2 separate regions of the Homo sapiens genome follow, and region 2 is linked to region 1. A link is a loop called in an ENCODE intact Hi-C map of the cell type or tissue named here. Cell type or tissue: PC-3. All regions are shown on one strand. Links, peaks and the distances in the headings refer to the core of each region. The heading gives the core; the rest is flanking DNA.

Evidence for each region. Hi-C counts contacts between places; a loop is a spot of excess contacts. Peaks named below come from ENCODE experiments on the same cell type or tissue, not always from the same donor. Only the 100,000 strongest peaks of a DNase experiment are listed, where the experiment ranks them.
Region 2: a loop joins it to region 1, with 2.8 times the contacts of the local background. A loop is called at or near these places in 6 of 110 quality-filtered maps.

The regions. Positions count from the first base shown.
Region 1 is chr4:102,756,228-102,759,144 of GRCh38, reverse strand. The region is part of intron 1 of MANBA (mannosidase beta); the gene reads left to right. Among named protein-coding and RNA genes, the nearest start is that of MANBA, 3.3 kb to the left of the region's middle. In PC-3, for the core only: no CTCF peak of the experiment used is centred there; no DNase peak of the experiment used is centred there.
Region 2 is chr4:102,639,364-102,642,280 of GRCh38, reverse strand. It overlaps MANBA (mannosidase beta), which reads left to right. Exons shown (of 17, transcript NM_005908.4): 14 at 2,424-2,568. Among named protein-coding and RNA genes, the nearest start is that of MANBA, 120 kb to the left of the region's middle. In PC-3, for the core only: no CTCF peak of the experiment used is centred there; a DNase peak (open chromatin) is centred at 1,410; H3K27ac peaks cover 1,217 bases.

The sequences.
Region 1 (2,917 bases), core at 330-2,829:
AAAAAAAGAAAGAAAGAATTAAGCCAATGGGAAATAATGAGTGGCTTCAGTAAGTCAGATTATTGTGCCATATTACAGAGCTAAGAAGCTAAGAAACAACGTTTGGTTACAACAGATACTTAATGAAAATGAATTTGCTCATAGTATGAAATAACTTCCTCATAGGAACAATTTGAAGAGATTTCTTAACTCTCTTCATAAATTCTTAGCAAAACCTTGAGGTTTCAATCAGGTGGCCATGGGTCTCAAATGGCAGTGGAATGAGAAATGGGAAGGCTTTTGGGGCTTAGGAAACACAAGGCCTGTTGAAAATAATCATCAGGCTGGGCACAGTGGCTCATGCCTATAATCCCAGCACTTGGGAGGCAGAGGTAGGTGGAGTTTAGACCAGTCTGGGCAACTGGCGAGACCCTGTCTCTACAAAAAATTAAAAAATTAACTGGGCGTGGTGGCGTACACCTGTGGTCCTAGCTACGAGGGAGGCTGAGGTGGGAGGATCGTTTGAGCCCAGGAGGTTGAGGCTGCAGTGAGCCGTGATCTGTACTCCAACCTGGGCAACAGAGTGACACCCTCTCTCAAAAAAAAAAAAAAAAGAAAAAAAGTAAAGAAGCAATCATCAACATCAGATCAGTATCGTTATTCAGTAATGTGAGACTGTTGTCCGACCTGCTTTATTATAACATCCCTTTTTGGTGTTGACTTGAGGAAATATTCTACCGTTTATAGTAGACACTGGGCCAAATATTGTGTTTGTGTAAGAACTTGAAACATATCTTGGTGATATCATTCATTTATTTATCTATTCACCTAGTTAATTATCTCATATTTATTTTGTACCTCTAATGTGGCAGGCACTATTCTAAGTACTTGAAATCGAGTGGTAAAGAAAACAAAGTCCTTTCCCTAATGGACATTCTAATGGAGGAGATAGACATATATACCAAATTAATAAATAATGTAAGGCAGGTGGCACACTGAAGAAAAATTGAGCAGGTTAAAGGAAGAGACAGTGAAGGCTGGTTGGAAAGCATTGCTATTTTTTAAAAAGTGGTTCAAGATAGGTATTTTGATAAGGTGACTTCTAAACAAAAAGACCTGTTTGAAAAGGTCACTTTTAAGGAGAAGTGCATTTCCAGCAAAGAGGAAAAACACAGGAGTGGGGAGGATAGAGGCCCTGAGGCAGGCACGAGCTTGACAAGTTTCAGGAATAGTCAGCAGGCCAGTGTGGCTGGAGACCTGGGAACCAGAGGGTAGGAGAGGAGTTCAAAGTCTAGGGCACATCATGAAAGGCTGTGAGCCATAGGAAACACTTTGGCTTTTATTCTACATGTGATGGGAAGTTATTGGAGGCTTTGAGCTTAGAGTAGCATGATTAGATTTGCCTTTTTAAAGGTCACTCTGTTGTGTGAAGGCTACAGTGCAGGAGAGTGGAAGCCTGGAGACCAACCAGGGGACTATTGCTGGTCTATGTATGGGCAAGAGATGACTTCTGGCTTGGACAAGCATGGTGGCAGTGAAATGGTGAGAATGGTTGTGAGAACACGTTTTACATGTAGAAACAAGAGGATTTCTTCAGTTGGATTTGTTAATGGATTGGGAGACAGAAGGGGGAGGTGCAGGAAAATACCAGGATTTTTTTTATCTGAGCTGGTTAAATGAAATTTGTATTTAGTGAGAGATTCTGTGGCTAGTCTTGGCTATTTCCTAGGTGATTCTCTGGGTTTTCTGTACAGAATCTAAACCTTTGGTTTCTTAGAGAGTCTTTTGGGTTCTCTGTGAAAAGTTATTCCTTCAGCCTGCTATTTTTTTTTTTTTGAGACGGAGTTTCGCTCTTGTTGCCCAGGCTGGAATGCAATGGTACTATCTCGGCTCACCGCAACCTCTGCCTCCTGGGTTCAAGAGATTCTCCTGCCTCAGTCTCCCAGGTAGCTGGGATTACAGGCATGTGCCACCATGCCTGGCTAATTTTGTACTTTTAGTAGAGACAAGCTTTCTCCATGTTGGTCAGGCTGGTCTTGAACTCCCAACCTCAGGCCATCCACCTGCCTCGGCCTTCCAAAGTGCTGGAATTACAGGCATGAGCCACCGTGCCTGGCCCTCAGCCTGCTATTATGCCACACAGTGTAATAGGCATTAGGAATAAAAAAAGAAATTGAGAGTGAGACTATAGTTCCTATTTTGTGGGAGGCCACTTTAGTGAGGCAGAAAACTAAATAATTTCCATATGTTATGTTAAGTGCATACATAAAGGGACCCTTGTTAGGAATGTTCTCAGCTTTTCTGTGGAATTTCTCACTGGTGTAAGTTTTGAAGCAACTGCTTCTTTTTTTTTTTTTTTTTTTTTTTTAGATAGTCTCTGTATGCCAACATTAAAATATATAGATAAGTAAGAAGAAGGTTGGAAACATCACTCCCAGAGATAACCACTATTTTTTTTGACAGCTGTTCATGTGACTAATGCCCCCAACAGTTTTATATATTTATTTATTTTTATTTTTTATTTTTTCCCTTTTTTTGTTATACTTTAAGTTCTAGGGTACATGTGCACAACGTGCAGGTTTGTTACATATGTATACATGTGCCATGTTGGTGTGCTGCACCCGTTGACCCGTTAACCTCATTTACATTAGGTATATCTCCTAATGCTATCCCTCCCCCAGCCCCCAACCTCATGACAGGTCCCAGTGTGTGATGTTCCCCATCCTGTGCCCAAGTGTTCTCATTGTTCAATTCCCACTATGAATGAGAGCATGTGGTGTTTGGTTTTCTGTCCTTGTGATAGTTTGCTCAGAATGATGGTTTGCAGCTTCATCCATGTCCCTACAAAGGACATGAACTCATCCTTTTTTATGGCTGCAAGGTATTCCATGGTGTATATGTGCCACATTTTCTTAATCCAGTCTATCATTGTTGGACA
Region 2 (2,917 bases), core at 128-2,627, 120 kb after region 1:
TGGACTGGATAACCTAGAAAATGACTAAGCATTTATCCCTCTTATGTGTAAAGATTGCCCTTTTTAGGAAAGGATGCATGGATGTGTAAATATAGGTACAGTTTTTAAAGGGGAAGGGGAAGTTCTAGAGATTTTCCAGGGAACTAGGATTGTACAACACCCCTTTAAGAAGTTTAGTGGGCAATAGCCTTCTGCATTTTTATGAACAAAGGTGTCATTCATTAGCCTTGACTGGTACCCACTGGTTTGGATAGATTCAGGTCCATGTTATTAGCATGGTACCATCTGTGTGTGGAGTGTACTGCACTGTGCCAGAGCCTGGAGCACAAAAGAGTCTTGGTTATGCTCTTTCATGCTAATTTCCTGTAAGAGAGGCTACTAGATAGAGCCACTTTGTGCTCTTTTCTTTTCATTGCTAGTGAGGGTTAGGAATCCTACTTGCATTTAAAATTTTTTCAAATTTTGAAAATTCTAAGGAACTAATAAGTTTTACCTATTAAACCAGGAAAAAATAACTTATAGTGAGGAGATTAATGTTAGAATGGATATATAGAAATAAATATATCTTGCAGATAATGCTGAAAATTGATATAGTTTAGAGACTGAAAACTCAAATGTTTATAGGGGCCATGGTCATTTTGAGGTGGCACCAATGCTGCTTGCTTTGTGAGATTCTTGCTTTAGAACATTTTTTCCAGCTACTGTTGCTGTGGTCCTAGTGGTCTGGTTCCTGAATGAGAAGACATTGCTTTGTCTGCTCATAGCTAAAACCATCTCTTGCCTAAATGGTCTACCTAAATCCACTCTAGCCCCCTTGCAAGCCCTTCCTCCTTCAGTAGTCTCAGTCATCTTTTGGAAATGTAAATCTGCTCACATCACCCTTTAGTTCAAAAGCCTTTTGTGACCTCCATTTGCCTTTAGGATGCACACCAACACCTTCAACATGTGGCCTTCCAGGGTCTGGCCCCTGCAATTCTCACCAGCTTCTCTTCCATTGCTCCCGGCTTCCTGTGCTCAGGCCTTCTTGGCCTTCCTTCAGTTCTTAGCTGACCTGGCATCCTCCTCCAATGGTGTATTGTCCTCTCTGGAAGGTTCTGCCCTCTCTCTTTTTCCCATTCCTCTTCTTTTAGGCCAATCCTCACTCTACAGCTCTGCCCAATTGCCCCACCATATGAGCTTGTAACATTGCATACCTCTTCTACTTAGCATTGGTACTGTTTAATGATTACGTATCTTTCTGTGATTCTTTGATGAAGGACTGTCTTCTACACAAGCTGATAAGCTCCATATGGTGGGCTGTATCATTTTTTTCTGGCAGGGGTGCCCACCATTCTCAGTATGTAACATATCCTGCAGGTTCTTATTAAATATTTATTGACTGACCACAATTTCTTCTGGCTTCCGTTCTGGAATTTGATGGCTGTGACTCATGTAAGTCATAACCTCATCTATGACTTCCTTACTGGTCAGCCTTCCTCTATTTAAAGGTTCTACCTTTATCTGAGCTTTTTTGCTTTTATGGGAAAGCGTCTCGACTTAGTCTTTTGGTGGCCATATGCACCATTCTTTTTATTCCTCTGTGAAAACCCCAGCCCTATTCTAAGGCCTTCTTGTTCTCTGAAATCCTCGCTGCTCTGACCATCTCTGGGTTCTCCTCAGTGGTCCATTCATGAGCCCCTCCTCAGCACAACTCCAGGCTAAGAGCATGTGATTCATATGTGTCGGTAACGGCAGCGATAAAAGAGACTGATTTTTCCATGATGGTGTCGGTAATCAAGGGTCCTGTGTGAAGTTCTTTAGTGTCTCTTAAACAAGAACTAAATTCATTTGTCTCATTGCTGCAATTTGCCATCTGTTCTGCTACAACGAAGGAATTGCATTCATGAGAAATCTTACATTACCAAAAATCATGACATCAAAACAATTGTTTGACTAGAAAAAATAATTAGGGATTGGATAATATCAGACTCATAATAACAATGTTATTTTTCTTATAGAATTTTTTCTAGTAAAAGTTTTTCTTAAAAATAGCTATGAAGGTATTAGCAAAATTTTTCAGTGAAAATAATCTAGTTTTGGACTATATATAGCATTTGCTCTGGAATAGTAGTCTTTGTTTTTCTTTACGGCCTACACTATCATTAGCAGAGAACCTTTTACACCATCCTATTTCCATTGTCACCATAATGAAACACCAAGTCTACCAGACAAACCCACTGTTACAGACAACAGCTTCTCTCATGCTAAGGGGCTAGTTACAGATCTAGTATAATGTATTCCTAATACTAATTAAATTCCCTAATTTTATCCAAATTGCTCCAAAAAGAAAAAACCCAAAACAAAACTAAACCCTGTATTTTTCTCAGATCTAGGCAGTCTACATCAAACAATAACACCTGTGTATGAATGTTTTCCTGAATCAGGTGATGCAGGCCCAGTGTGTCAAAACAGAAACTGAATTCTACCGCCGTAGTCGCAGCGAGATAGTGGATCAGCAAGGGCACACGATGGGGGCACTTTATTGGCAGTTGAATGACATCTGGCAAGCTCCTTCCTGGGCTTCTCTTGGTAAGCATTTCAGCGTTCTTTGTGCGAGTGAGAGAAAGCAACACTGTGGGGAGAGGGACTGAGAAAGCACAGTGCTGGAGGGGTCAGATTAGCCCAGGCAGAACTATGACCAAAAGAGTCATTCTTTAAAAAGCCTGCCTAGGAACTACAGCCACCCAACTCACCTTAGTAGCCTTTCCATGAGCCTTAGGGTCAACCTAATTATGGGTTCTGTGCTGTGCAAAGTTGCAACAGCAGGCTAAGCATGGGATAGATTCCTATACAAAAGTCTCAGCCATGTGTCTTGTTATTACGCATAGAATTTTGAATTTATTTAAGAGGGCATTCCAGGGCTAAAGAAGCATGAACT